Linked DNA regions of Homo sapiens: region 1 is linked to region 2. A link is a loop called in an ENCODE intact Hi-C map of the cell type or tissue named here. Cell type or tissue: A673. All regions are shown on one strand. Each heading gives the region's core, and the rest is flanking DNA. Links, peaks and the distances in the headings are about the cores only.

Region 1 (16,246 bases), core at 3,996-8,995, 1.2 Mb after region 2:
AGTCAGGTCAGTGCTGAGGCGAAGATGCTGCCCCAAGACAGGGGGAATGCCCCAGACTTGTCCCATCCAGCCCTTGCAGAATGGCACCAGCAACAAGCACCTGCTGTAGAGAAGGGTTGTCACTATGTTGCAGCTCTGAGACTCTACAGAAGTCAGAGGTGGGTCATGGAGATGAGGGGACAAGGAGAGTGAGGAGGGGATAGGTGACTATCTGCCACACCACTTAGGTACTGAGTCACATCAACATGTATGCAATACCTGGTCAGACAGGCACCCGCAGACCCATCTGGCCCAGACCAGCTGCACTTTCCCAGGCTTAGGCTGGGAGTGGCAGTCATCTGGCAGAGTCTTGGTTCCTGGAGTGAGGGCACAAGGTCACACAGGCCAGGGCCAGAGACCGCTCTCTTTTCTTTTTTTTTTTTTTCACAAATACATTTCAAATGTTATTATGAAATATGCAAGCCATACAAAAAGGAATGAAGAATACAATAATAAACACCCATGTACCCACAACCTAACTTAAGAAATAAAATATTAGCAAAGAAAATCTCATAATGTAATATCTCAGGGCTCTGGGGAGTAGGGGAGAGAACAGGGTCTGCTCATGTTCCCACAGGAAGGAAGGAGTATTGAGAAGGAAGAGAGAAGCAAACTAGAGCATCAGCAGCGGCTCCTCCGAGAGAGAGATGGCTCCTTGAGCACCAGAGTCAAGGGAGATTTTATGGGCTTGGGAACAGACCACAGAGAATACACCACCCTTCTTCTTTCAACTCTCAGCTCAGAGACTTCCCAGATCCCACAGTCTGAATTAGTCATGAGTTCCTTAGAGATGCCTTACGGATTGACTTCTCTGTCCTTGTCTGCTCTTGGGCTGTTTATAATATATCCATGCCTCTCCCACGCCTGACTATAAACTCCGTGACTGTGCCTCGCTTTTGATCTCATGAAGTTCTTGTACAGGGTAAGAACTCCTTGTTATTGACTTGAATGTGTGACTAATCCTGGGAAACCCCCATGGTTGACGGGCAGGGGACAGAAGCATTAACAGAAAGGGAAAAGCAAAGCGAGTTGGGCCGGGCATGGTGGCTCACGCCTGTAATCCCAGCACCTTGAGAGGCTGAGGCAGGCAGATCACTTGAGGTAAGGAGTTCAAGACTAGTCTGGCCAACATGGTGAAACCCCATCTCTACTAAAAATACAAAAATTAGCCAGGCATGGTGGTGCATGCCTATAATCCCAGCTACTCAGGAGGCTGAAGCATGAGAATCACTTGAACCCGGGAGGAGGAGGTTGCAGTGAGCCGAGATCGCACCAGTGTACTCCAGCCTGGGTGACAGAGCAAGACTCCATCTCAAAAAACAAAAAAAGAAAGAAAAGTGAGTTGAACATAAGAGACCAGAGCATAGCTAACACCCAGACTTTGGTTTCTAATAACATTCTCCAATAAAAAGGAACCAGAACTCCTTGGGGATATGGCCAATTCTAGGACGGGGACAGGAAATATACGAGATGAGATCAGGTGCGGTGGCTCACGTCTGTAATCCCAGCAATTTGGGAGGTCGAGGCAGGTGGATCACTTGAGGTCAGGAGTTTGAGACCAGCCTGGCCAACATGGTGAAACCCCATTTCTATAAAAATACAAAAAATTAGCCAGGCATGGTGGTGCACAGCTGTAGTCCCAGCTACTCAGGAGGTCGAGGCAAGAGAATCACTTGAGCCAGGGAGGTGGAGGTTGCAGTGAGCCAAGATCGAGTCACTGCACTCCAGCCTGCATGACAGAGTAAGATTGTTTCAAAAAAAATGTATACACACACACACACACACACACACACACACACACCAGATGAGCCTGGGGCATCTTATAGTGCCAAAAATATAAGGAAGTACTCGAAAAACAACAACAACAACAACAACAACCCACAATCATGAGGTATGTCCAAAGGACCCCGTAGCCCACTGGCAGAGCTCACAACAACCAGCACTGGATCATTTTGAAAGACAGGGAAAAAAAAAAACTCTCTATCTAAATCTAAAGTATGAAATGAATACCTATAAGTCCATATTGATATAAATAAATGTTCACGTGAATAAATAAAAATGAAGAAGCAACAAATCTCACATGCAGAAGAATCTCAAATAACTTGCATTCGATTAACTTACGTTAATTTCAAATAACTTAATTCCACCCTCGGGGAGGGATAAGGCAACTGCCCACTCCTTAAGTGTGGGCTGTACATAGTGATTTTCTTCCAATGAGCATAGTGTGGAAAGGGAAAAAGAGTAACCTCTACAGTGGAGGAAACCTGGCCAACGCTACCTCAGCCAGGTGATCAAGGTCAACACCAACAGTGATACATCATGTTGATTGCATGTACCCTTCATACAACGTGATGAAAATGGCACCTTGCCTCTGTGGTCTTCCTCTCAAAAACCCACACCTCCAGTCCAAGCGTTAGAAAAACATCAGATAAATCCTAACTGAGGAACATTCTACAAAATATCTGACCAACATTCCTCAAAACTGTCAAGGTCATCAAAAACAAGGAAAATTTGAGAAATTCTCTCAACTGAGAGTAGGCAAAGCAGACATGATGACTGGATGTCATATGTGGTCCTGGAACAGAAAAAGACAATAGGTAAAACTAAGGAAATCAGAACAAAGTATGGGTTTCAGTTAATAATAATGTATTGGTTCATTAATTATAACAAATGTACCATATTAATGTAAGCAGTTAATAAGAGAAGAAGCTGGGTGTGAGGTATATGAGAACACTGTACTATCTTTTGAAATTTTTCTGTAAATCTAAAACTGTTCTTAAAAAATAAAGTTTTTCAAAAAAATATCAGCACATTCTAGGAAAAACTTACATAACTTAAAAACAGAGGGAAAAAAAAGAGAGACAAAAGGGACTTTGGGATCATGGAAATTAAGTCGTCCCCCACCTGTCAGACCAGTGGAAAGTCAGGTAAAATCAGAACTGAAAGTGACATCCCGGGGGCACTGCCAGGGTCCTGAGAGAAGGCAGTTTGGGGATACAGTGAAAGTCAGACAGCTGGGGGCAACAGGACGAGGACCTGGGTGCAACAAGTGTAGGGCAGCAATCAGAAAGCGTGGTCTTTAGGTATGGGCATAGATGAAGCAGGAAGCCTCACTTAGAAGCCTCCAGCTCGAGGACGCTTAGCAACACAGGTGAGTATTTAAAACAGTGCAGAGTGGGGAGTAAGAAACCAGGGTGAGACAGCACAACCACCTCTGCAAGCATTTAAAACGGACATGTGCCTAAACGATGCCTGCTTTGCAGGAACTCACAGACACACATTTGGTTTAACAGAATTATTTTTTATGGGGAGATGGAAATAAGAATAAATGGAGAAAAATAAATGAACAAAATAGGAGAAGTTTCCTGCCCAAACCACACCAGCAATGACAATGTTCCATGAACTGAGTGTAATTAATTCAAACCACTACCCTGAGGGGTGTGTGTGTGTGTGTGTGTGTGTGTGTAGAGACAGTGTGTGTATGTATGTGTGACTGAGAGACAGAGAGAGAGGAGAGGAGAGGGAGGGAAGAGGAGAGAAGGGGAGGGGAAGGCAGGGGAGGGGAGGGGAGAGAAGACATAGGAGAGAAAGGAAAAGAAACAGGAGAGTCCTAAGAGGCAATGTCTCACTTATTTGTGGAATCTAAAGATCAAAACAATTGAATTCATGGACATAGAGAGTAGAAGGATGGTTACCCGATGCTGGGAAGAGTAGTGGGGGGCTGGGAGGGAAGGTGGGGATGGTTAATGGGTACCAAAACAAATAGAAAGAATGAATAAGACCTACTATTTGATAGCACAACAGGGTGACTATAGTCGATAATAACTTCATTGCACATTTTAAACTAACTTAAAGATTGTTATTGAATTGTTGGTAACTCAAAGGATATGTTTTTTGACACATGAGATGTTTTAATACATAATACCCCATAAATATATACACCTACTATGTACCTACAAAAATTTAAAAAATAAAAATTAAAAAGTAGAAGAAGAGGTAAGGGAATCAAATGAGATTTTTTTCAGAACTGGATGAAAGGCAACAGAAAAAGGAATGGTGGAAAGAGGGTGGCTGAAGACGTTAGGAAAGAAAGGCAGGAGAGCGCAGCAGTAAAAGCTGGCGTGGGGGATTCCTCTGTGAGAGGCAGGGGAGTGGTCAGGCTCTCTCCAAGGCAACGGTCAACCAAGAAAGTTTGTTTTTGAAAACCATAACCTTCTCTGTCAAACGGGACAAATAGGACATAAGCCTTAGAGGACAAAGACAATAGATATTGGTGAGGGGATAGAAGAAGCAGTGGCGAAGAAGAGAGATGGGGAGCCCAACGGCTACCCTCATGGTACCGTGCTAAGGTTAAGGTTGCCCTCGTGGTACAGTACTGTGAGGAAATTACTGATGGGTATTGGGGACTTGCCCTCATTCTGCCATCAACCAGTTATGTGACCTTGTGAAAATCCCAAACCTCTCTGAGCCTCAGTTTCCTCATCTTTAAAATGAGATGTTGGAATGAACACGCTCCCTTCCCTAATCCAGCAGTTAATGCAGTCTGGGAGTTCATGCAGGAAGGAAGACTAGTGGCATTACCTCCTTGAGGCTGGATTCACAGCAAAGCCTCCAGCATCTATACCTCCACTCCTATTGTGTATCGTGCCAACAGGGTCCGGGGATCCTCTGAGCCTTTTCAGCCTGTGTGGGCTGTCACACAGCTCAGTTCCACATCTTTCATCGTGCCCTCCTTTGTTATATACGTGGCCCTATAAGGGCAGTCCTCTGTATTCCCACAGGACTGAGCCTAGGAAAGAGGTTCATTAAGTATTTTGCCACATTCTAGGCCCAACATATCCCCAATTGCTAAAGGCTCTGAGGCAGGACATTTCAAAGCAGAGAACAATTGTTCTCTAATTAGGATCTGATTTTTAATTTAAACTTCAACCTGAAAAGCAACCTGAACTCTATTTTAGTCTTTTCCGGTTTGCCATTCCTAGAAATCCTGTCCAGTGACCTGACCTTGTGGGAATTTTCCATCTTGTCTTGTGTTGACTCAGGACAAGACACTTCCTCCCTCTGGGTCTGAGTTTCTTCATCCACAAAATAAAAGAGCTGAAGGACACAGCCCCTAGGATCCCTTCCAGCTCTACTACTCTCGCCAGTTGGAGTAATCTGAACCTACTTAGGCCCCCAGGACCTTTCACCAGCCAAGTACAACCTCCTTGTCCCACTCACCAGGTAAGAAGTTACCTTTGAGATGGATTTCACAGAAGGGAGGAGAAGTGCAGAGAGCTAATGGCCATGATTATAATAGAAACAGGATAGAGAGACCACAAGGTTACAGAACATCCCTTAAGACCTCAGAGCAGTAGGAAGCTTTCCCACCTACCTACCCAGAGCAGAAGGAAGGTTGACAACGTGAACCTACTTTCTACTACCTGGGAAATGTATGTGATTGGTATGGAGCGAACAGGCTTCAGAGCAAGAATACCTGGGCTCTACCCTGGCCTCACCTCCTATTACTGGTATGATCTTAGGCAAGTGATTTCATCTTTTTGTTTCTCCATTTCTTAACACAATAAGTGGGGTTCATTACAATGTCAATCTCACAAGGTAGTTGTGAGTACCAAAAAGCGTGGTGCATATCAAAGTTCCTCGCAAAACTTTGATACTGAAAGCATGGTCCAATGAGGTCAGCCTTCACTGAGAGCTTCTTAGAAAGGCAGAATCTTGGGCCCCACCCCAGATCACCCATACTGTTGAATCAGAATCTCTGTCTTTAAAAGATCCTCAGGTGATTGGCAGGGACAGGAACGTTTTGGAATTGTTGCAAAACATTACACAGATGCTAATCTTACTTCCTATAAAAAATAATTAAGATCATGACACCAATAAACACACACACACACACACACACACACACACATCCTCCCCTGCAACAGCATTTCCTCTTCTCCTTCCACTGGACTCCTCCACGCCCTGCTCACCACTTCCTGCAAGCTCACAGTGCCACCATCTGGACAAACAAAGGCAAAGCAGATGACTGAGATGTGCAGGGAAGGACACTCAAGGGCCTGGAACACCCAGAAGAGAAGTGGCTTTGTGGGAGGAAGTCAGCCTGTGCTGAACATTATGGTAACCACCAGCCACCTATGGCTACTGAGCACTTGAAATGGGGCTACTACAAGCTGAGATATGCTGCATATCCAAATGCACTCTGGATTTGAAAGACTTACTACAAAAAAAGAATGTAGCTCCTGGAAGCTAAGTCTTAGTCCTAATTACTGCGTGGCTGTCCCCCCACAGGTAGTCTCTGTCACAACTCACCACCTGCTCCCTGTGCCCCGGGAACTTTCCTCTCTGGAGCAGGACCCTACAACGCCTCCTTCTGCCACCTCTGCCCTTTTGAAAAGTAATTAATGACAAGGCCAGGACCTGAGCCTTTCTCTCCACCACCTGCTGAATGCTTTATCCGATACATCATGTGGTTATCCAAGGATTCACTGGCAGTTTTACAGTTTCCAGTTTTTCTGGGTATGCATATTCTTTAAGAGCACTTGACTGGTTGCCTGAATTTTCAGTCTTTCTGGACCGCAGTCTTCTTTATAAACTGGGAGAAGAGAACTAAATAATCTCCAACATCCTTTCTAAAGCTAAAACCATATGGGTCTCTGAAACCTGGCTGTACACGCACCAAAGGCAGAAGCCTCGGGTTTTATTTCCTTTGCATCTCTCCTGCAGCATTTCACACACGGAGAGTACTTAAAGGAATCTGGCTGGCTTTGCCTTGCAGAAGAAGGGAACTGAGATGTCCCTTGCCCTCACTAAGCCCAGTTATGCACACGCATGCACACACACCCCACCAGCTTCTCTAGGAAGGAAAAGGAGATAGGAGATAGAGAAGAACCGTGGAGAGCAGAGGCGGCAGATGGAGGCATTCCTCCGGAGAGGAAGGTTCCCGGAAGACAGGGAGGTAGGAAAAAGAGAGTGGAGACACTTAAGTTGTCTGGGCCAAAGCTGCTCAGAGGATCCATATCTTAGATTTCATCCTCATGAAATATTCAGTGAGTGCATCCCGGAGCTCCCATGGGTGGCAGAGGCTGCCCTTCCTGGGCATTTCTCTCTGAGTTGGGATCCTGGGTCCACTTGTCCCTGTGCCTCTCCTGTACCGCCACCCTCATCTTGTTTTCTCATAGTGTTGCTGGCACTGGGCCTCTGTGCTTTGCTGCCTTCTAACTCTCCATCTGCCTCCCCAGCGGTCTTTCTCAGCATCTGTCCACCCTCTTACTTCTATGCCTACCTCTCTCTCTGCCACTGTCACCCCACCCAAGGGTGAGGATGCTCCCCTTTGAGGGCACCCCAGTGACATGGGCTTCCATAGCTGTCTTCTGCCATGCCCTCCAGAGTGCCACATGCCTGAGCACAGAGAACCCTCAGGACTGCGGGAATGAGACGCCTCGTGCAAAAGAAGAGCGAGACCCACCAGGATGCAGAGAGGGTAGGAGCTGGGGGTATAGTTGAGGAGTGGGGAACAGAAAAACAGCTCTGGGGGAAGATGCTGGCTTTATGAGACACCTGGGCTGGGCTAGGGCTCAGAAGCCCCCTAATGGGAGAAGAGCACTGTCAGGGGTCCACTTGTGCCCCTGTGGGATCGTGGGTGACCCACCGCTCCTGGAAGCTAAGTCTTAGTCCTAATTACTGCATGGCTGTCCCCCTACAGGTAGTCTCTGTCCTAACTCACCACCTGCTCCCTGTCCCCCGGGAACTTTCCTGTCCGGAGCAGGACCCCACAATGCCTCCTTCTGCCACCTCTGCCCTCCCAGGTTCTTCAACCCCTGGCCCGGCCAGGATGCCTGTTTCCCCTGTGGCTCAGAGGCCACCCAGCCAGAGAAGGGCAAGGACACGTGTGTCTGCCGGGGGCCTGGGCGAGTGTTCCAAGTATGTCCTCTGGCAGGGGGGCCCAAGGACAGGCTGCGTTTCCAGGACTGTTTTGGTCTCAAGTCAAACTCGGCTCAGGTGTAACTTGACCAGGGTTGGCTCAGGTTTCCAAGTGACTTGGGGATAGGGTTGCCAGATAAAATACAGGGTACCCAGTTAAACTTGAATTTCAGATAAATAACAAACTTTTTTTTAGTCTTGCATGGGACATAGTTATACCCAAAAAAAAAATTGTCTAAAATTCAAATTTAACTGGGTGACCTGTGTTTTCATTTGCTAAATCTGGCTCGCCTTCTCCAAGAAAATGACAGACTTTATGTTGCTTTTTGCCACGATCACTTCCAAAACACATCCTAGCCCAAGCCCTTCCAACTTGAACGTTCTCTGCAAGCCAACAAATGTGCATGTGAATTCTTCCTTTGCTGAATGTCTCAAGTCTCTTTTTTTATTGAAATGATAGCACCAGCCAGACCCTTACCAGAACAGGCTGGTCTCCCCCTGACTCCTCCCCTGCCCTGTTTATTGCTCATTTCCCCGCCCCTGCCCTTGTCTTCTGGCCCATTTCCAAAAGGGTCACAGCCAAAAACCTGGGCATGGTTCACCACAACGAAGTATTAACCAACCAACATGAACCAGCACTCCTCCCTCCCCCTCCCCGCCCCCAGCCCAGTGACAGTCGGTACCCCTGCCTCCCGGGCCACCGAGACTTTGGAGAGCCAATGGGCTGTGTCCAGTGGGAACACAGGAGCTGCAAGGACGGAGCCACTGGAATCAGGAGGGGCTATGTTTGACCAAGGCTCAGTGGAATGACCACTGTGCCCACGAGGTAGGAGAATGCCCATCTATTATGTCCTTGGCCTTCCTGCCCCTCCACCCTCCCATTCAAATGTCCACCATTCCAGCCACTGGGCTCATTCCATTGCCCCTCTCTGGAAATATAGAGGTCAGTACTTTGCACTCTCAGGCAGTTCCTAGAAGCAGCTGGAGAGAATGAGGAAGAGCTTCCCCAGGGAGGTGTCCCCAAGAAGTTTGAGTCTTTGTGCAGGTGTGTGCCACACCAGGAGATGCCCATGGACATGACCCAAGCCCTGGGGCTCTGCCTGTGCTGGGGACAACAGTCAAGCAGAATGTGCAGCCCTCTGTGCCCAGAGAGACAGAGACACATCTTGCAGCTCAGCTGCCCTGATGGCATCCCACAGATTTCTGTCACTGAAGGCATGGGGAGTCAGGTACAGTACTCTGAGGTCCTACCTCATGCAGAGCCAGGGCCTGTGACTTCTGCCTCCAAAGAGGGAGCATGCAGGACATGCCTATGTGCAGGGTCCAGAGGCTGCTGCTGCCTGGCCCACATCACTGGCACCTCACCAACATCAGAGGCTCAGAACCAGAGCAAGGCCCCTTTGTTGATTTTATTTCATCCTACAAAACTCCTTGAATAAGAGGTCATTGTGTTCATGAAAGAAGAGGGACACTGTCCAAGAGGTCATGACTCCAGGCTGCCCCTGCCCCATGGAGTTCTTGGAACTATTCCCACCCCCACCTCCCTTGTGTCCTTTCAGGACACTCAGACACAGCTCAGGGAAGGGGCTGTGTTCGCCCTCCCTTCCTACTGGGCAAGTGTGTGACTCCGTGTCTTGAGGGAAGATCTGACACTGCCTCTTTTCGTTTCCAGGATTTTTACCTTCTGGACCAGCCTTCCCCACCACGTGCTGTGGGCCATCCCTGCAACTTGGACTTAGGGCAGAAGTCTGTCCCCCTCTATGTGGTCAAGATGGATGGTAAGAGAGCTGGACAGATGGAGGCCACAGGGAGGCCTGTGGCTCGGGACCACACACATGCAAGCCTTGTCCTTACCAGGGCGTGTGCTCTGTCCCATGACCAGAAGCTGAGGTTTGACAGGGCAACCACTCCCCTAGGGAGGGCTCCCTGAGAACTGCATGCAAATTCTGACCCCCCTCAATGTTTCAGAAAGTTGAAGCTACCACGTGCAAACCAGGCTGAACAGCTGCTGATTATATACATGCTCTTGGGAAAACTCTTACCCCGGTCCCTGCAGGGTCAGAGGGAATCCCTGCTTGTTCTAGCGCTTGGCTTCCTGGGCCTGACCTGACCAGATGGTGAGCTACTACACTCCCTAGGCCTTCCCCTCGGGGATCCCAGGTGTCCAGACCAGGATCCAGGTGGGCATCGCAGCTCACCTGTTGCCCCTCCTATCCCTCCCCTACCCTTCCCAGGTCCCAGCACAAACCCATCTGAAGAGTGGCAGCTCTCCCTCATTCTCTGAATCTTACCTAGGAAAGTCTAGGGAAGGACATCTGGACTCTTCTTGGTCACTGAGCCTCAACTCCACACATCTTGGGGATCTGCTGCCCCCAGAGCCAGGCATCCGAAACCCCACAGTCTGCCTCCAAGTCAATGATACCCTGGCCTTCCTGGTGACTCATGAGCATTACCCAGAGTATGACCTGTGAGTGTCCAGAGACCACAGCCCCATCATCATGGAGGCCCTAGAGAGGAAATGCCCCTGCATCAGCCACCACTCCCAAAGGCAACGTATTCCCTCCTTTCTCTCTCCTCAGGGGCCACTTCTATAACACACTGGAGCAATATGACTGGCGGCGCTTCCGGGCCCTGGCTGAGGAGTCCCAGCTCTATGAGCAAAGCCTCAGCCTCTTTCTGCAGCAGTTCCAAAAGCCGGGCATTTATGTCTTTCGTCTGAGCAGCAACCGACATCGGAAGATGGTTTGTCTACGATAATTTGCCTCATTTAAGACATTATCCCATTATTTCCCCTCTCTTTAAAAAATACTGCTGCAGGCCAGGTGTGGTGGCTCACACCTGTAATCCCAGCACTTTGGGAGGCCAAGGAGGGCAGATCACCTGGGTCGGAAGTTCGAGACCAGCCTGACCAACATGGAGAAACCCTGTCTCTACTAAAAATACAAAATTAGCTGGGCATGGTGGTGCATGCCTGTAATTCCAGCTACTTGGGAGGCTGAGGCAGGAGAATCGCTTGAACCCGGGAGGTGGAGATTGCAGTGAGCCGAGATCGTGCCACTGCACTCCAGCCTGGGCAACAAGAGTGAAACTCTGTCTCAAAAAAAAAATAAATACTGCCTCATAACCAGCTCAGACAGATCTGCAGGGAAGGAGATGCCCTGATGTCCCTATCAGTTTCAGGGTCCCACAATGCTAACAGATGGTCCTGGGATGCCAAAGTTCATTTCACAGCAACCCAGCATGTGCTGTGCAAGGAGGGGAAGGTTGAGAGGATGGGAACACAAGTATGTATTCAGGGACATCAATGGCATTGAGCGGCTTAGGACCTCTGGCTATCTCTCCCAATCCTCCACTTTGTCTCCCCCCGACCCCCATCTGCCAAGCCCACCTATGCATGGTTTTATCTGTGTGACCTGCACATTGCACCACCACACTGATCCAGGTGTGCTGTTAGTGCCACACACAGCATTTAGTATCTCCCTGTCAGCACAACATCCAAGAGGTTTTACTGGCTTAGTCCCAGAACATGCACACAGCTCCCTCATACAGATAGTCATCTGATTTGAGTCATCTGATGTGAACAAGTTTCCCAGGAAAACTCTGATTCTGCCTCCCAGTCCCCAGGTTTACACAGTCATCCAACTATTTGGTCGGTGTTGGCCGGCGTGGGTCCCACTCTGTCTTGTGGCCAGTCTCTGGCAGACAGTGGGACAAAGACTGAACAGACTTCTTTCCATCCATTATGTCCGGGCCCTCCCGCCAGGGGGCCAGTGCTGTGGGGAAGGGCCCTTTGCCTCCACAACTCCCAGGTATCTCATCCAGACTGGCATCGCCAGGATCCCCCAGGCCCTGAAGAGGTCTGGCTGGCCAGGACTCCTGGGGGAGATTGTGCTGCTCCTGGGGCTTTGAGTAAAGCCAGACAAGCGACATCTTAACCACTCCACAAGACCACCTCTCCAATCCCCTATAAGTGGGTCTTCCATTCCTGTTTATGATAAGCATTCTAATAGTTGCTAAGATGCAAAGGTGACAAAGGTGCAGTTTCAAGCCTCCAGGGCTTGAAACAAATACATGTCAGCAAATATAATGGAGCTAGCTAAAGCATGTCCAGGGTGCACACCAAGGCAGGAGTTGACTGTTCTCCCTGGAGAGGGTGGAGGTCAGGACAGACTTTCCGGAAGAGTTGATGCCTGAATGAGGTTTGAAACAGGAGAATTATTAATATAATGTGGTCCCTGTACTACCAGAGGGTTGGTAAGTTGAGGAGGGGGTACGCAGTGGGGAGGAGGAACAGAGATGAGAAGGGGAGTATTGTGAGCACAGCAAGCACATAGGCATGAAACAACACACATCTCCTCTGGTGACCAAACGGGGTTTCCCATGACTGGAGCTGAGGTGTGAGGACAAGGATAAGGCTGGAACTGGGAGGGAGACTAAAATGGGATGGCCTCCAGGCCCTGCTAAGAAGTTTGGACTCTAACCCCTAGGCAAGGGATAAGAACTTTCAGCAAGTGAGAAAACCTGGTCCAACTTTTATTTGTACTCTAGCAGTAGGGTGGAGGACAGAGATGGATCAGAGGGGGAAAAACGACAGAGACCTAAACAATTAGTCCAAGCAAGAGAGGATGAGGTGCTCCCTAACCACGGTGAAGTGCGACCTGTTTCCTTTCAGAGTCTTCAGGAAGGATGCTGCTCCCTCAGCTCGCCCTTCCCTTCCCACTCCCCATTATGTACTCTGTAGATGCAGTGTCACAGCCTGAGCTGGGCTCGGAAGGCTGCTCCCCACCCCACCTTCAGGAGACATCAGCAAGAATGCAACCTCGATGCCTACACTTCCCCAAGAACTGGGATAATGTCAATAAGGAGAGGCCGATCTCACCAAGACTCTGACGCCCCCAGGGTTGAGGGGGGTCCTGGTGAGTGACAGGTGGGCTAGAATCCCAGAGGCACCCCCAAATCCAACTAGCCAGCTCCTGCTTCTTTTTTCCATCTTCCAAGATTGCTCAATTCTCAATTCCTCTTCATTCATCCACTGATTTGCTCAAAAAATCTTTTCTGAGTGGTACTGTATGTCATAACACTGCCGGGCACTAGGCATAGGCAATATAGAGCAGGAAAGAGACATCTAAACACACTTTCCAAAAGAAACATAGTATAACCGTGTACAAAGCAGCCAAGTTACACAGTGACCAGTACTATCTAGAGGAGCAAGTTGCAGAAGGTATTTATTGTATGTCACACTGAAGGGTTCCCCTTCTATCCTTGCTACTCACAGCATGGTCCTCAGACAGCCACACTGGGATTTGTTTGTGCTCCTAGAACTTTAATGTAGATATGAATTTCCTGGGGATCTTCTGCTTCAGTAGGTCTTGGATGAGGCCTGAGATTCTGCATTTCTAACAAATTCCTCAGTAGCACTGATGCTCCTTACCCAAGAACTACACTTTCAGTAGCAAGACTGTGCCTGGACTGTTGAGGCTCTATAGGAAGAAGATGCATGGAAGATCTGTAGGGAAGCTCATATTTGCATTTCAGGAGGATAATCCTTCTTCCCTCCGACCCCCACAGGTGGGAGCTGGGAGGCTGAGGAGCAGGTAGATCTGGAGTGGTTTGACACAGAGGCCTTCTTTGGAGACTGCCTCAGGCAGTCTCTGTCAGTGACAGCCAAACTCAGCCACACGAAGGAAGAGGTAACTGGCAGCTCCAGGCAACACTTCTACCCAAGACTGGAGGAACATGTGGGGCTAGAAAGAGTCTCCTCTTCAGGAGAGTTGGTTATAGGACATAGAGTCCAAAGAATATGGAACATAGAGTCCTAAAGGAATCAGAATAAAGGAGAGTATATGGGAAGGGGAGATAGAGGATTTCAGATTAAAATTAGAACTGATTTCATGAAACCTAGGGCTTCGGACCAGTAATAGGGATTCTACCAAGGCCACCATTGGAGTTCCTTCTCAGATCTCCATCCCTAGTCCTCGGTAGCCCAACTAGGTGAGCAAATTTATGCCAGTAGATGGCAGGCATTAGAAGCAAAAAGAATACATTAGAAGTCCAAGTACCAAAACTGGGCCAGGGCTTCCCCAGCAGAATGTGCATGCTGAGACTGGCTGGGACGAGCCAGTGTCTGTCCTCATTCACTCTTTCCAAGTGTCTGGGTTGGGGGTTGGGGGTTGGGGGGTGGGGTTCTGGAGTCTCTCCAGCTGTTGGCAGCAGGGGGCGCTGCAATCACAACAGTGAGAGGCTGGGTGGCTCCGGGAACAGAGTTCACACACACTCAATCCACCCTCTCTCACAGCTCAAACTCCTCTACCTTAAACTTCTGGGTGAAGCCCGTTCTCTCCAGCAGCTGTGGGGAACAAGGCGCTGCCTCCCAGCCTCCGCTAACCGGCTTCTGAGGAGCGTGCAGAGGGAGCAGCAGCAGGTGGGCTTGGTTCACGCCTTCCTCTCTGGTCTCTGTGCCCAAACACAACTCCCTCCCCTCACTGAGGTCCAGGCTCCCTCCCTTAGCACCTCCCCAACCTGTTCCATCTCCCTGGCCCTAAAGCTCTTACCTACAGTTCCCACCATCTCTGGGAATTTCTCATCCCCTTTGCCGCTGCTGCCATGCCTGTCCAGAATAACTCTGGAGTTCCCAAGGTGAGTGGGGTGTCCCCGAGCTTGCTGTCCCTGGTGGCTGTAGCGCCTGCAGGTGAGCAGGCAGGGTTGTCTCTGACCCAGGCTGCTGAGGCAGCTGCCTGGGCTGCAGAAGAGAAGGCCAGCCGGAGGAGGCACCTGGCAGGCGAGTACGCAGCCAGCCTTCGTCACCAACTCAAGCTCCTTCGCCAAAACCTCCTCGGGAGGCAGGAGCAGTGGGCCTCTTTCTGCTCGACGCTGAGGGAGGTTCAGCAGCAGTTGAAAGCACAGATGGGCTCCAGGTCAGAGAAATCCTCTCCGGCTGGGCAGAACCCAGAAAAGTGTGGATCTGGCCAACCTGGATCAGACTTAGGGAGACATGAAATGGGGAGGAGAGAATGTGGCTGCAGGGGGTCCCGGAACTGGCCAAAACAAAACGTCCTTTTCCCACCCCTGATTGCTCCTGTGCCCCTGCAGGGCAGTTCCCCAGCTGGACACGGTGCTGGGCCACCTGTCCCAGGTCGTGCTGCAGGAGGGCCACCGCCTGAAGGCCTGGGGCATTCTGGGCACCGGCACTGGGGCGGAGCTACTGAGGCCAGGTGAGCTTTGCTTGGGCCTCAGCCAGGGCCCCCCAGGAAACCTGGCCCTGAATCAGGGCAACTAGCCCTGTAGAAACTCCAGTTCCACCCCCAGACACCCAGCAGGGGAGGAGAGGTAGAAGAGGGCAAAACAGAGCGGACACCCCAAGGTCGGGAGGGGCTTCCCATGCAATGCCTGCCCAAAAGAAGAAGGAGCCTCGAAAGTGGGAAGAACCAAGGAAGAAACAAAGCCATGGCAAGTCATAGCTTTATAGATCCGGAGGCACTTCCTGAAAATAAAAGCCTGGCAGATGAAGGCAAACGGCCAAGTTTGGTAAATGATGAACCTGTCTTGGGGTCTCGCAGGCCTGCTGAGTCCTGGGAATCCCGTAGCCCCCCTGTAGGCTGTTGCCACCATTTCCCGAGGCTTTTCCAGTCTCTGCCGGCCTGCGCAATGATATCACAATGGCACGTGGAATACTGCTCTGGAGTTAGCAAAGATGAGACCCCTGCCCCCTCAGGAGCACAATGTCTGTGGAGGCTGGGGAGGAGTTCTCACCAGCTCCTTCCAGTCACCAGCCAAGGGAGTCCCCGCATGTTCCCTCTCCCACCGGCCCCCAGCCCAGGGCTGAGCAGGCAATGATTGCTTTCCTGCAGCCCCAGCAGGCCCTCCTGGTGCTGATGACATCAGTGTGAACCCCGTCACCAAGTTGATGGTCCCTGGCCCCAACTCCTTGATGCTTCCAGCCAGCGGCCACGCAGGCTCCATACCCCCTGGCTACTTCATCCACCCTGACACTGGGAGGGTGCTGCCCGAGGCTGGACACCTGGGATATGATCTGCTGAGAGCTACCCTGGTGCCCACTATGGACACCAATGCCGGTGAGCCCCTGGCCCACTGACTATCCCCAACTCAGCTCTGGGCTTCAGAGATGAGGCAGGGCTTGCTGGGACTCTCAGGAATGAGCTCCCAGGGAGCACAGCACAGGACGCAGGGCTCTCTCCTTGGACAGTGGGGCTTGGTGACCAGCAGAGTAGTAAATACTTCCTTCCCCTCCTCATCTTGACATTCTTGCTGGATCCAGAAGGTGCCA
Region 2 (16,246 bases), core at 4,970-9,969:
CCCCAAACCTCAGCATCATGCAATAAATTCATGTAACAAACCTACACATGTACACCCTACATCTAAAATAAATCTTGAAATTACAAAACAAAATAGAATAAACTATTTTCTCCTCTCAACTGCACATTTTTGCCATCTAATGACCTTCCTCTTTAACATGAAAATTATGCTACTCCTTTCCCTCTTCCAAAGAAGACACTCTAAGAACAAAAAGAACCTTAGAAATCATTTAGTCCAAACACCTCATTTTACAGCAGAGGAATCGGAGGCCCTGAGAGTTGGAGTGATGTGTCCAAATTCCAACTACTAATTAGTGGCAGAGCCGCAGCAAATGCCCAGGTTTTAACACCCACAGGCTGAAAACTCTCAATCCTTCACAGCTTCATTAACCAAACTTTTGATTATACAGCATTATCTCTAATTGGGATTCTCTCTTACTGCATTATAAACCGAAGCAATTGGTAATTTGTCCCATACATTTTATAATAACGTCCCTTCATATCACCAGTCCTGGCTAGAAAAACCCATATGTAGAAAAGGTTTTTGCCCAGTGCATTGCACAGGAATTAGCTGTTGAAGGCAGCGGCCCACGCTGTGCCCTCTTTATCTTTTGACCTGGAGCCTCAGGTTCCCTGATATATCTATTAAAAGGTGAGAGTAAGAACAGATGTGGCACAACTCTTCAGAGTTACTTGTTCAATGTTTTAAAGAGCTTGACAGATGATTTCCTCAATTCTCTTCCAGGCTGTATTTTTTAATACACAAAAAGTAATCTTGCAAGAGCTGTTTGCCCCTGCCATAGGGTAACAATAGGCTGGAGTGCAGTGGCGCAATCCTGACACACAGTAACCTCCGCCTTCCGGGTTCAAGCGATTCTCCTGCCTCGGTCTCCCGAGCAGCTGGGACTACAGGCACCTGCCACCACACCCAGCTAATTTATGTATTTTTAGTAGAGACGGGGTTTTGCCATGTTGGCCAGGCTGGTCTGGAACTCCTGACCTCAACTGATCCGCCCACCTCAGCCTCCCAAAGTGCTGGGATTACAGGGGTGAGTCACTGCACCCAGCCGGATATTACAACTTTTCGTTTCTTGCATTCCCAGGTCTTATGACTGAATGATTTTATGCCAACTTCCACTTATAATCAAGGAGAGGACTGAGAAACCATAATTTGATAAGAAACCACAACTATGTGGTTATCCTTTAAGTTATAAAAGTGCCTGATAACCAAAGATTTCACATAAATTACAAGAGACCACTTTGGGAATAAATATTCCTTGATATTAGACAAACAATATTGTATCTGCCTAGTGTCCCCTGTAGGAGGAGGTTGTCTCTAAAATAACTAGACTTAATATCCTTGAAAAACATCAGTGACAGATGGAAAATCCTATGTCATGTTGGCATATTTTGTGGGGTTTTTCAGAAAATCTTTAAGGGGTAACTTCGTGCCCAGCAGATACCTGTCAAATAATCACAGCACAACATGCTCTTGAAGGCTGTAAGAGTGACTTTTTTGGTTGTTTTTTGTTTTGTTTTGTTTTGTTTTGTTTTGTTTGAGACAGGATCTCGCTTTGTCGTCCAGGCTGGAGCGCAGTGGTGCGATCTCAGCTCACTGCAACCTCCACCTCCCGGGTTCAAGCGATTCTCCTGCCTCAGCCTCCCGAGTAGCTGGGATTACAGGCACACACCACCATGCCCAGGGGGGTTTCACCAAGTTGGCCAGGATGGTCTCGCTCTCTTGACCTCGTGACCCATCCACCTCAGCCTCCCAAAGTGCTGGGATTACAGACGTGAGCCACCGTGCCCAGCCAGAGTGACTGTTAATGCAGCTGACTCATGTCACAAACTGTCACCCAATCCTCTAAGCTTCGGTCCTTGGACATTCAAAACACCTCAAAGTGCCAGGACTAGTGCCATCTTATGAATTAATAATGCTGCTTCACATCCCAGCTCTGCCACTGAACTCTCCTCAACCCTCTTTCTCCAAACACTGGCCAGGTCCGAAGTAACTGAAATCAGAGAAGATGGGAACCTGAGATGGGGCAGGCAAGCAATATTCACCGCCTACCACCAGGATGCAGAATCAAGTGCGCAGTAAGGCTCAGGCTGATGTTAGAATATATTTATTGCTACATTTATATACAATTATACAAACAGCCCAGACAGGAAAGAAATGTTGCATCGATTTCTGCAGATTCCACCAACATGTGCACAGAAATGGAGCTGTTCACCACTGAGTTTGCTCTTGGATTGAAGCCAAATATAAGTCACATACATTTTTTGAAAAAGTGGGAAATTCTTGGAAATCCTGTCCATAGATTCTTCCTTACAAGCTAGTCATGCAGAAAAAAGTGGGTTCTCATAAGCTGATGCCTTCCAGCATGTTTGGGGGATAGAGTCCTGAAGATGGGGTGCAGTAGATGCTGGCTTGGGACTGCAGGGTGCTGTGCGAAGTCCCAAGTCCTGGCCCATCTTGCTAAGGTCTGTCTTTAGGAAAGGCAATTGAGAGGGGTCTGGAGAGAAAGAGAATAGCAAGAAAGGGAAATCCAACAGTAAACTGAGAAGAGGAGAGAACCATGAGCCAGGGCCCTGGGTAATGGAATACTGGTCCATCCAGTTCCAGCTGAGATTGCAGACTTTGGGGGATATACACATTCAGAACACCAGGTATGTCCTTATCCTAAAGCTTCCCATAAGTCAGTAGCCAGGGGCCTGCATGAAGACACAGAAAGTGAATAGGAAAGTCAGGCAAGAAAGAAGAAAACTCAACTTGAACACTCGTATTATCAACATTCAGTTGAAAAGGCATGACCCTGAATGTCTTTGCACATTTTGTAAGTTAACATTTAGTCATGGTTAGTTGATGGTTGAGTGATGAAGGGGAATGGAATGCCAGTGAGGAAATGTAATGATGTACAGATTGTATCAAAATAAAGGTGCGTCCACAAACTCTACACTCTGACCTCAGCCTGGTTAGAATTACTTTTGGCCTCAAAAGGAGTCTCACATATAGATTTTGCAATGTTCTGATCCAGAATTATGATGTGGATATAAGATGACGGTATAAACACTCTCTCTTTCATGTCACAGTCACATACACCTTAGTGACGTGAATCCCAAGAGAAATTGTTGAGCAGCCACAGGGCGTGTGTGCTTAGGGAATGAGTTCACCTTATTTACACCAGCTCCGTCTGACCCACCTCAGGCCCCTTCCCAACTCAGGAATCCAGGAGGGAGGACCTGCAGATTGGGTTTACTCTGGCCTCCTCAGCTAAAATCAGCTCAGAGCCTCAGAGAAAGGTCTGAAGGTTGAGAAAAAAGGCCCATGACTCTAAATACACCAGACTGTGCCAGGCTTTGGGGTTGATTAGTAATTTGGGTACAGTCTGGTCCCAAGGCTGTAGGGGTCCTATTCATGTGGAAACCAGTCAGTTCTATCTTGTTCATGGCTTATTTTATTTTTGAGACAGGGTCGCGCTCTGCCACCCAGGCTGGAGTGCAGGGGTGTGATCTTGGCTCACTGCAGCCTCGACCTCCTGGGCTTAAGCAATTCTCCCACCTCAGCCTCCCGAGTAGCTGGGATCACAGGCATGTGCCACTATGCTCAGATAACTTTTTGTATTTTTTGGAGAGCCAGGGTTTTGCCATGTTGCCCAGGCTGGTCTCAAACTCCTGAGTTCATTCAACCCACCTGTCTCAGCCTCCAAATGTGCTGGGATTACAGGCACGAGCCATAGCGCCTGGCCTGTGCATGGCTTTAGATGTCACGTTTAATTCCTTAATGTCACCATAATCCTACAGGCCCCTAGTCACGAGGAAGATAGGATGACAGTGCTGTGGAGAAGCCCTGGGGGCAGTGGGAGACGGACCAGAACATCACTCAAGAGTCCCTGTTCTTTCTCTTGGGTCAATAATTTTATAATCAACTATGGAGAGGCCCAGCAGTTCTTCCAAGGGTGCCAACTATGTGACACCTCAAGCTGGAGGATGTGGCAATCACCAACTCTGTGGATCCCTTCATAAATTCATGTCTAGATAATTCAAAATCTCTTTCTGTCATTTGATCTTGACTTTTCATGCAGAAACTTTCTTTTCCTACTTCTGACGACAATAGCTCAGAGTCAAACTCACTCAAAGGATTTGCTCTAAAAAGAACATTAACAGATGAAAATCAAGGAGGAAAAATCATAAAAGATCAGGTAGATTTTACTTTGGGGAGTTTTACGAGTTGACAAAATGGAAAGAGTTACATGAATGAATTTCTGCACTGGAAGAAATGGCTAAAGATAAATAGCTAAGAAGAGTATTGTTTGCGGCAATCTATGGCACATTAAGAATGTGCTTTAACCCAGGATTTTAGCTCAAATATCAGAAATAAGACCAGCTGGATTCTCAGCTAGACCCGTTTCAAAGAGAGTGAGAGCAAATGATGATGGATGTGTCGTAGCATTTCAAGTGGACTTTGAAACAATGAAAGTGTTTTGGTAGTGTCATGAAATATCAGAGAGAATCTTGCACGACCTTAAACTCATTTCAGGGCAGGCCAAATTCAAGGCCAAAGAAGCAAATTGCTTCTAAAAGTTCCCCACCTTAAATGAACACATGTGACCATTTTTTTGTCACATAAATAAGTCTAAAACATAATATTTCTATAAAGAACATTGGTTCTACATCTTTAAATATTATCTCAAATATATTGACCTTTAGCTAGAAGGAGGTTTAGAGAACTTTGGGAGGCTTAATCAGCAAGTTGGGGGAACTCAAGATTTACAACATAAACAACATTGTTGTGGTTTTATTCACAAATGGGATGAGTCAAATAGTCTCTGCCAAAAAAAAAAAGAATTTAAAAACCTGTTATCATGGTAATCATATTGAAAAATGATTTTTAAATATTACCAAATTCAGGTCAGTACATAATACTATATTAACCTAGCTTATTAACCAATTCTTTAATTCTTCTGCTCCAGGAATCCCCAATCCCTGGGCCGAGGACCAGTACCGGCGTGTGGCCTGTTAGGAACTGGGTGGCATAGCAAAAGCTGAGTGGTGAACAAGCATTATGGCCTGAGCGCCGCCTCTTGTCAGATCAGCAGCAGCATTAGATTCTCAAAGGAGCGAACCCTATTGTGAATTGTGCATGCGAGGGTTCCACGTTGCACGCTCCTTTATGGGAATCTAATGCCTCATGATTTGAGGTGGAACAGTTTCACCCCAAAACCATCCCCTCCACCCCCCAACCCCACTCCCAGCCCATGGAAAATTTGTCTTCCATGAAACCAGTCCTTGGTGCAAAAAGGTTGGGGGCCACTGTTCTACTCAATGTGCATGTACAAAACTTCATTTTTAAGTAAATCTGAATACGTCTTTTTTTTTTTTTTTGAGACGGAGTCTCGCTGTCATCCAGGATGGAGTGCAGTGGTGCCATCTCGGCTCACTGCAACCTGTGCCTCCTGGATTCAAGCAATTCTTCTGCCTTAGCCTCCGAAGTAGCTGGGACTACAGGCATGCACCACCACTCCTAATTTTTTTTGTATTTTTAGTAGAGACGGGGTTTCACCATGTTGGCCAGGCTAGTCTCGAACTCCTGACCTCAGGTGATCCACCTGCCTCCACCTCTGAAAGTGCTGGGATTATAGGCATGAGCTACCGCACCAGGCCTGAATATGGATTTTTTAAAAAGAAGAAAAACCTCCCAGCAGAACAGAAGTGTCATAAGAGAACTTGCACCATAATACTTTCATTCTCAATGCTAGAGAGGGCTCTTTCTAAAGGTAAGAGAATCCCCTAAAGTAGGAGGTCCAATCAGCTCACCAAGATTACAGGTAAAACATCATTTTAATAAATTCTAGCTCACCTCAAAATTATTAAATTGGAGGATGATGTTCTTGATTGGCAAAGAGCCCAAGAGATGCAAACTATTGGGAAAGAACCTGGAAGGGATGGAATCAGAGGCTGTAAAGATAGAGGTTGCTCTTGGTCAGTTCCTTTGACTTGAAATCCACAGGTCCTGTGGATGAACAGGTTCAGATTTTATGAGGTCCCACCAGCATCCTGGCAGTGGAAGGTGTGGCAGGTCTAGTGGGCAGGTGAGCTGGCCCTGGCCACGGCTGCCAGTTGTACTTACCTAGTGAGGGAGGGAGCCTTCTTCCTAAGGGTTACATTTGCTTTATGCTGCTTTGGCAAGAGCGCATCTGGAACAATGCATACAGTTTGGGTCCCCACCTTTCAAAAGAGACATTAAGAGATTAGAAAGCATTTAGCAAAAGAACACAGTAGGAAGCTGAATGGGCAGGCTGACTACTTGCTCAGCACATTGCAACATCAGGGCGCTCTTGTCAGCCTGGATTATGTAGGGCCTGTTATTGTCAAACTGTCTGCCTAATCTTTAACCTCTTTTTTTTTCCAGTCCACCTTTGAAACTCCACGATTAGAATGTGGAAATAAGAATAACTTTAAACCTTCCTTTTAAATAGATGCTAGACTTCAAATAGTGCAGCAACTCTACACAAGCTAACTAGTCTCTTTCAATAATAAGACCTATTATTTAGAATAGTAGGTCTTGTCTTAAAGCCATAAAAATCAGAACTTCATGTCATTCAGTAATGTGTTCTACCAGATTTTATATTTTATGTGAAGTTCTCTTTTGATTAACCGAGGCATTGTTAAAGTTATTTTCAGGTAGCAACCAGACTAATGGATCCAAAATACTTTATAGTGCCTACTCTGAAATCAATAGTTGCTATGTTTTTGAATAAGCAAATTCTCAGTACCTGCCTACTAAAAGACTGGATAGGTTAAGACAAACAAACCATGAAAACTACCTCCTCTGCAGACACGTTGGCATTGCCGGAATTAAAGAGGTCAATTTCAGCCCTACTCTCTCTGGTCTGTCTTCCTCAGCTGACTCACCTGCCATTCTCCGATATATCCCTTAGAGATAAAACAAAGTCAGAATTAACTTGACAAAGAAACTGCTAAACTGGCCAAACGTATCCATGAGTCAGTTCCCTGACTGGGGAGAATACTGGTTACAGTATTTTCTAACCTTGTGGGTAAAACAATTAGAAATGCAGTTACTAGCAATCTCTATCTTACGAATGAGTTATGAACCAAAAGGGCAGCTGTGGTGGGCTGTTTCCCATGGAAACCACGTCATGAAGAGTGATTTTGTTTCTAGGCAGTTTAACCCATAATGAAAAGCTGAGTCTTTGCAGTAAAATACAGTAGAAACTCCAAATTTGTCAAAGATTGTAATAAAGGAACATAGAAACAATGACATTTATTAATGGTTTTATAATTCTTCTTTAATACTTGAGCTTGATGTTAACCTGGCCAGAAATAATTCGATGGTTCAATAGTACCTGAAATTTAAGAACATTTTAAAGGGAATTCTAACTATTTTCAAAGACTTTGAAGGTTAGTCTGGCTGGCACTTTATTGTATGACATGCCATTTCAGGCTGAGTAATTCCAGCACTTTGGGAGGCCGAGGCAGAGATCACCTGAGGTCGGGAGTTCGAAACCAGCCTGACCAACATAGAGAAATCCTGTCTCTACTAAAAATAAGAAAATTAACCGCGCATGGTGGCGCATGCCTGTAATCACAGCTACTCAGGAGGCTGAGGTAGGAGAATCGCTTGAACCTGGGAGTTGGAGGTTACGGTGAGCCAAGATCGGGCCATTACACTCCAGCCTGGGCAAGAAGAGCAAAACTCCCGTCTCAAAAAAAAAAAAAAAAAAAAAGAAATGTCATTTCAAAATGTATAGCTGTAGTTTTTCCATAGTCACTAGTAATATTATTCTCACTGTGATTAACTAGTAGTACTATTTATGTAGATTTAGACTCATAAAGGAGCAGAGAGAGCAAAGGAAGAGAATTATTTTTCATGAAAATAATGAGAAAATTTAGGAGAGCATGAGAAAGGAGGATTTGGGAGTAAAGTTAATAGATGAAAGGCACAAGAGAGGGAATAGAACTGAAGGAGAAAACTGCATGTATGAGTTTCCCTAACAGGGAAAGAAAGGTGAAGAGACGTCAGAAATTTCCAAGCTTTGCCACCAGGTGGCGGCATGAGATTAGATGACAGTATTTTAGCTGAAGGCAGCAGCAACTGAAGGGTAGTGAGGGTGAGATACATAAAAATCACATGAGCTGGATATTCACAACACAGGAGGCTCAGGATTTGTGAAGCGGTAAGCCATGGGTTAGAATATATATCAAGTTATAGCAAGAATATATATTAAATTATGTGTTAGAATATATAATAAGGGACGCAAACCTAGTTGAACTTATTTTTTAAGATGTTGTCTCCCTCTGTCACCCAGGCTGGAGTGCAATGGCGCCGTCTTGGCTCACTGCAACCTCTGCCTCCAGGATTCCAGCGATTCCTGTCTCAGCTTCCCAGGTAGCTGGGATTACAGACACATGCCACCACATCCGGCTAATTTTGTGTGTGTGTGTGTGTGTGTGTGTGTGTGTGTGTGTGTGTGTGTGTGTGTGTTTTCAGTAGAGTTAAGGTTTCCCCATGTTGGCTAGGCTGCTCTCAAACTCCTGACTTAGGTAATCCGCCCGCCTTGGCCTCCCAAAGTTCTGGGATTACAGGTATGAGCCACTGCGCCCGGCCTAGTTTAACACTTTAAAGAATCTATTTATCTAGTACAGGCCATGGCTCACACCTGTAATCCCAGCACTTTGGCAGGCTGAGGCCAGGGGTTGATCACCTGAGGTCAGGAGTTTGAGACCAGCCTGGCCAACATGGGGAAACGCCATCTCTACTAAAAATACAAAAATTACCCGAGCGTGGTGGCCTGCACCTGTAGTCCCAGCTACTCTGGAGGCTGAGACAGGAATCGCTTGAACCCTGGAGGCAGAGGCTGCAGTGAGCCAAGATCATGCCACTCACATTCCAGCCTGGGCAAGAGAGCAAGACTTCATCTAAAAAAAAAAATCTGTCTAGTTTAGTATATTAACATTTTTCTTTTAGACAGGGTTTTGCTCTGTCCTCCAAACTGGAGTGCAGTGACATGATCATGGTTTACTGAAGCCTCAACATCCCAGGCACAAGCAATCCTCCCACCTTAGCCTCTCGAGAAGCTGGGACCACATGTGTGCTTCACTACACCTGGCTAATTTTTCTTTCTTTTTTTTTTTTTTTTTTGGTTGGGGAGGGTGGGACATGAGGTCTCACTATGTTGCCCAGGCTGGTCTTGATCTCCTGGGCTCAAGCAATCCTCCTGGGATTACAAGCATGAGCTGCTGCACTCAGCCAACAGTTTTTTTTTTAAAAGTAAAGACATACAAATGGCAGCAGATATATGAAAAGGTGCTCAACATCATTGAGCATCAGAGAAATGCAAACCAAAACTGCAATGAGATAATCATCTTACCCCAGTTAAGATGGCTTTTATCCTATTAAGACAGGTAATAACAAATGCTGGTGAGGATGTGAAGAAAAGGGAACCTTTGTACACTGTTGGTGAGACTGTAAATTAGTACAACCACTATAGAGAACAGTATGGAGCTACCATATGATCCAGCAACCCCACTACTGTGTATATACCCCCCAAAAAGAAAATCATTATATCAAAAAGATACCTGCACTCCCATATTAACTGCAACACTACTCACAATAGCCAAGATTTGGAAGCAACCTAAGTGTCCATCAACAGATGAATGGATAAAGAAAATGTGGTACTTGCATACAATGGAGTACTATTCAGCCATAAAGAATAATGAGATCCTGTCATTTGCAACTACATGGATGGAACTGGAGATGGCTAATGTTAAGTTAAATAAGCCAAGCACAGAAGGACAAAAATTGTATGTTCTCACTGATTTGTGGGATCTAAAAATAAAAATAATTAAACTCATGGAGATAGAGAGTAAAAGGATGGTTACCAGAGGGTAAGAAGGGTAGTGGGGAAGCAGGAGGTTGGGAGGTGAGAATTGTTAATGGGTAAAAAAAAAAAAAAAAAAAGTAGAAAGAATGAATAAGACCTAGTATTTGACAGCACAAGGTGACTATAATCAATAATAATTTAATTGTACATTTAAAAATAACTAAAAGGGTATAATTAGATTATTTGTAACACAAAGGAGAAAAGCTTGAGGGGATGGATACCCCATTTTCCATATGTGATTATTACACATTGCATGCTTGTATCAAAATATCTCATGTCCCCCATAAATATATACTTATGTGCCCACAAAAATTAAAAATAAATTTTTTAAATAAAATTTTTAGTAGCATCATCTACAAAAAAGTTTTAAAAATTAAAAAATTAAAGTACACACACACGGTTGGTTACCTCAATATACTCAGAAATTGCGTTTAATAAATTTAAAACCCTCTTTTTATTTAAAAAGAAAAAACTCTTAGAAAAATATGTATATGTATGTAAAAGGAAGTTTCATAAATCTGATAAAAGTCATATACTAAAAATTAGGCTGGTGCCATGTGCCTATAGTCCCAGCTATTCAGGGGGCTGAGGTGGGAGGATCACTTGAGCCTGGGAAATGGAGGGTGCAGTGAGCCAAGATAACGCCACTGCACTCCAGCCTGAGTGACAGAGTGAGACCCCATCTCAAACAAGAAAAGAAATGAGACACCACTTATGTTCCACATGGGACTGGAAATTGCAGCCAGTCAACTCAGTAAGAAACAGAATAAAAGTTTTATGGATGGAGAAGACTGAAAACTATAATTATTTGCAGAAAATGAAGAAAGTCTGTGTAGAAAGCCCAAAAGACTTCACAAATTATTAGAAACGGTGAGAATGAAACAAGGTTCCTTAATTTAAGGTCAGCAAAAAAAAAAAAAAATCAACTGCATTCTCTACACCAGCCAGAAATAGTTTTCAAATGTAACTCTGAAAATGACAGCAAAAAGATGATTAATAATAAATCTAACAAAATAAATACATGATCTTAATGCAAAAATTTAAACAACTTTACTGAATGGCATCAAGGAAGACTTGGTGGAAAGACACTGCATATTCATGATTAGGAATGCTTAATATTGTACAGCTGTAATTACTTTTCTTTCTTTTTTTTTTTTCCTTTTTTTTTTTTTTTTTTTGAGACAGAGTTTCACTCTTCTTGCCCAGGCTGGAGTGCAATGGCGCAAACTCGGCTCACTGCAACTTCCGCCTCCCGGGTTCAAGCGATTCTCCTGCCTCAGCCTCCCGAGTAGCTGCGATTACAGGCACACGCCACCATGCCCGGTTAATTTTTGTATTTGTAGTAGAGACGGGGCTTTACCATGTTGGTCAGGCTGGTCTCGATCTCCTGACCTCGTGATCTGCCTGCCTTGGCCTCCCAAAGTGCTGGGATTACAGGCGTGAGCTACCGTGCCCGGCCGTACAGCTGTAATTTCTTACCAAATTAATCTGTTAATACATTTCCAAGCAAAAGTCCCCAAAGTATTTTTTCCCATACAGGTTACACGAATTTATGCAGAAGAACAAAGAACCAAAACTAGTCAGGAGCCTATTTTACAAACAAGGTGTAGCAACTTTTTAAGAAAGCTCAACCAGATATCAAGACTTGTTAAAAAGCAAAGGCTGTAGTAATTAAGACAGAATAGTATTGACACAGGGATAGAAACACTGACCAATGCAACAGATGAGAGTATAACAGAACAGAGGAAGAAATATGAAAGAAATGGCAATGGGATCAATAGGAAAAGGATGAACTGTTAAATAAAGTATCAAGACAACTAGTCATCTAGACAAAAAAATAAAATAAAATTGGATCCATACTTCATACCATGCACAAAAGTTATTTATAGCTGGACTAAAGATTTAAATGTAAAAATAACCAAACTTTTAGATGAAAATATAGGAAAATATCTTCATGACATAAAGTGAGAGAATAATTTCTTAAAACAAGACACACACAAGAAAAAATCCCCACAAATTATGAGGAGAATAATTTATAAATTAAGCTACAAGAAATTGTAAAACGTTTACCTATCCAAAAAAAAAAAAAAAAAAAAACCACCATAAAAAGCCAAAGAGACAAGGTAAGCCATGGAAGGAAATCTCTCTAAAACATTTAAATGTCAAAAGATTAGTAACCACAATGGAAAGAAATTATCTGAATTAACTGGATCAAGATAAACAATCTAATAAAAAACAGGCAAAAAAAAAGTTATTTCAAAGAAAATGAAACATGAAAGGCCTTTAAAGAAAAATTATGTTATATTAGTAATTAACAAAATGCAAATTATTAATAAAAGCACAATGTCATCTTAAACCTATCAAATCGGCAGAAATTGAAAAGTTTAGTGATATGAAGTGTGGCGAAGATGTGGATATAGCCTTACTTTAGGAAACAATTGATGGTTACATAGTAAAGTTGAAGATGTGCATATTCCATAATGACAGACAACTCCCCTCCCTAGGTCTCTGCTGTAGAAATACTGTTGTGCTTATTCACTAGAAAACATGAATAGAAGACAAAAATATCTGTGGCTATATTGTTTAAAGATTTTAAAAAATACTCGTAACAATCCTATAGCCAGACGCAGTGGCTCATGCCTGTAATCCCAGCACTTTGGGAGACCAAGACTGGTGGATTACTTGATGTCAGGAGTTCAAAACCAGCCTGGCCAAAATGGTGAAACCCTGTCTCTACTAAAAATAAAAAAAATTAGCTGGGTGTGGTGGTGGGTCCCCGTAATCCCAGCTGCTTGGGAGGCTGCAGCAGGAGAATTGCTTGAACCCAGGAGGCAGAGGTTGCAGTGAGCCAAGATCATGCCATTGCACCCCAGCCTGGACGACAGAGTGAGAGTCCATCTCAAAAAAAAAAAAAAAAAAATACTGGTAACAATCCAAATGTCCACCATTGGGGGAACTGATAAATTGTAGTGCACTCATAAAATAAATACAGCAGTGAAAATGAACCACAGCTATATTCATCAAAATGGATGTGCATGTGTGTGTAATAAAATTATGTTTTGAGAACTTCATCACGAATTACAAAAAAAAAACTAGTTGTATAAAGTTCATGTGTGGGCAAAACTAGACATTATATTGTTGTAGATACAAACACAGATAGTAAAAGCTAAGAAACGGATGACGTGATGGAGAGGAACATGCAGTGCCAGTTACTGGCAACATACTATTTTTCAAACTGATACATGAGTATCTAATATATATACATATATTCCATCATTTATATTTCTACTAGATGCATTTCATTCTCTAATACTGTTATAAATGAATCTCTAGTTTTTAAGTGTTTAAAAACAGAAAGTAATGAAGGAAAAATACTACAATAGATGGGGAAGTTATGAATTTTGTTCCAAATATCTTTGGTCTTTGAGCCATTCGAATTTCAAAGGTCTCAAAGAAACTATGTAGAAGTCAATAGTTACTCTAAGGACACTGAGTAAAAGAAGCAACTGTGTTATTTCCACAGTATTGGGTTGGAGTGAGACCCAAACGAGCAATTCTCAAAGTGTGGTCCCAAAACAGCAGCATCAGACTCACCTTTAAAACACGCAATTATTTTATTTTATTTTATTTTTTTTGTGGCATGGTCTCGCTCTGTTGCCCAGGCTGGAGTGCAGTGGCATGATCTCAGCTCACTGTAACCTCCACCTCCTGAGGTTCAGCCAATTCTCAAGCCTCAGCCCCCCTAGTAGCCAGGATTACAGGTGTGCACTACCATGCCCAACTAAGTTTTGTATTTTTGGTAGAGACAGTGTTTCACCACGTTAGCCAGGCTGGTCTCGAACTCCTGGCCTCAAGTGATCCGCCCGCCTCAGCCTTCCAACATGCTGGGATTACAGGCCTGAGCCACCGCACCTGGCCATAAATGCACATTCTTGAGCAGCTGCATAGATCTACTGAATGTGAAACCTGAGGAGGGCACCCTGCAATCTGTGTTTTAACAAGCCCTCCAAGTGATTCTGATGCACGCTAGTGTGAGAACCACTGCCAAAAGTTGTTCAAGTATCTAAGAAATCCCTTCATTATAACAAAATAAGACCTCCCTAGGGTCACATCAAAATATTAATAGTCATCCAGACAGAAAGACACAGCACTGGCCCTTAGGAGAACATTAGTTTTTAAAAACCTTTAACTCAGGAGGCTCGTTGGCCAAACCCAGCTTCCCATCTGTTTTTGTACAGAATGTGATTTAAGAATGTTTTTTACCTTTTTTTTTTAAACAAATCAGAGGAAGAATATTTTGTGACACATGAATTGTATGAAATTCAGAGTTAAGTGTCCATAAATAAAATTTTATGGGAACACAAACATGCTCATTATTTACATATAGCTGCTTATGCACTACAACAGCAGAGTTGTATAGCTGGGACAGAGACAACTGGCCTGCAAAGTCCAAAATGTTTAGTATCTGGGCCTTTTCATAAAGATCATTTGCCCTATTTGCTCTAATTTGATAGAATCTACTAGTCTAAAAGCAAAATATAATTACAGTAATTTTCTGTTGAAAACGCAATTTTCATTTTAATTACACACAGGCAAAAATCTAATAAAGAATCATAAGGAAGTTGAATCAGATTTTTTTTTTTTTTTTAATAGAGACGGGGCACCATATTGCCCAGGCTGGTCTCAAACTCCTGGGCTCAGGTGGTCTCCCGCCTTGGCCTACCAAAGTGCTGGGGTTACAGGCATGAGCCACCATGCCCGGCCCAGATCTATTTTTATCTACAAAGCCATTCAAATAACCCACACAGAGCATCTGAAAAATGTTACTAACGCTTTCTCTCTTCAAATTTCTAATAAATGACAAAGAATTGCACAAAGAATTGACTGGTACATTTCAATGAAATACTCATTCAGTTCTGAAAACGAATGTAGCGTTCTCCTCTGGCATTTATTCGGGAGGTTAACTCAAACTATAAGCCTGTCTCAAATGCTGCCTGATAACTTCATTTTTCAGCTCTCACAGTGGCCACCCTCCTCGCTGGCTCTCTTCTACATGCTAAAACTCACCAAGAGCCTTCTTCCCTTTGATCCTCAACCTCGAATTTTCTCCAGACTGAGTTCAGTTCTTATCACTGAAGACTTGCTCACTGAGTTCCTGAATTATTTTATTCAACACCTATTGGGTGGCTTAAAAAGCCTTCTATCCACATCCATCTTCACTTCTCCAATTTCAACTTTCCTCTAGATTTTGAATATTTCTTGAGCACAGACTCTTCTTTGATTTCTAGGGCTTTAACAATCATTTATTAATTTAAAAAAATAGCCAGGTGTGGAGGTTAACGCCTATAATCCCAACACTTTGGGAGGCTGTCAGGCGGATCACTTGAGGCCAGGAGTTCAAGACCACCCTGGCCAACATGATGAAACCCCTTCTCTATAAAAATACAAAAATTACCTGGGGGTAGTGGCGGCCACCTGTAATCACAGCTACTCCGGAGGCTGAGGCAGAAGAATCATTTGAACCCAGGAGGCAGAGGTTGCATTGAGCAGAGATCACGTCATTACACTCTAGCCTGGGCAACAAGAGCAAAACTCTGTCTCAAAGTAATACTTTTAAAAAATATAATGCGGAAGATGGCCGAATAGGAACAGCTCCGGTCTACAGCTCCCAGCGTGAGCGACGCAGAAGACGGGTGATTTCTGCATTTCCATCTGAGGTACCGGGTTCATCTCACTAGGGAGTGCCAGAGAGTGGGCACAGGTCAGTGGATGCGCGCACCGTGCGCGAGCTGAAGCAGGGCGAGGCATTGCCTCACTTGGGAAGCCCAAGAGGTCAGGGAGTTCCCTTTCTGAGTCAAAGAAAGGGGTGACGGACGGCACCTGGAAAATCGGGTCACTCCCACCCGAATACTGCGCTTTTCCGACGGGCTTAAAAAACGGCGCACCACGAGATTATATCCGGCACCTGGCTCGGAGGGTCCTACGCCCACGGAGTCTCGCTGATTGCTAGCATAGCAGTCTGAGATCAAACTGCAAGGCGGCAGCGAGGCTGGGGGAGGGGCGCCCGCCATTGCCCAGGCTTGATTAGGTAAACAAAGCAGCCGGGAAGCTCGAACTGGGTGGAGCCCACCACAGCTCAAGGAGGACTGCCTGCCTCTGTAGGCAGCACCCTGGGGGCAGGGCACAGACAAACAAAAAGACAGCAGTAACCTCTGCAGACTTAAATGTCCCTGTCTGACAGCTTTGAAGAGAGCAGTGGTTCTCCCAGCACGCAGCTGGAGATCTGAGAACGGGCAGACTGCCTCCTCAAGTGGGTCCCTGACCCCTGACCCCCGAGCAGCC

Evidence for each region. Hi-C counts contacts between places; a loop is a spot of excess contacts. Peaks named below come from ENCODE experiments on the same cell type or tissue, not always from the same donor. Only the 100,000 strongest peaks of a DNase experiment are listed, where the experiment ranks them.
Region 1: a loop joins it to region 2, with 10 times the contacts of the local background. A loop is called at or near these places in 16 of 110 quality-filtered maps.

The regions. Positions count from the first base shown.
Region 1 is chr11:111,440,706-111,456,951 of GRCh38, forward strand. LOC107984386 (a long non-coding RNA gene) reads left to right here and starts at 5,159. Exons shown (of 3, transcript XR_001748382.2): 1 at 5,159-5,262; 2 at 7,429-7,522; 3 at 7,848-7,939. It overlaps LOC644277 (a long non-coding RNA gene), which reads left to right and starts at 8,633. Exons shown (of 4, transcript XR_001748381.1): 1 at 8,633-8,788; 2 at 9,635-9,740; 3 at 10,542-10,704; 4 at 12,704-12,840. It also overlaps a transcript of BTG4 not described here. RefSeq lists enhancers at 16-1,215, 5,947-6,126. In A673, for the core only: CTCF peaks have their summits at 6,040 (motif pointing left) and 6,243; a DNase peak (open chromatin) is centred at 6,016.
Region 2 is chr11:110,193,452-110,209,697 of GRCh38, forward strand. It overlaps a transcript of RDX not described here. Among named protein-coding and RNA genes, the nearest start is that of RDX, 95 kb to the right of the region's middle. RefSeq lists a silencer at 6,813-7,107. In A673, for the core only: a CTCF peak has its summit at 8,047 (motif pointing right); DNase peaks (open chromatin) are centred at 6,280 and 8,090; H3K27ac peaks cover 973 bases.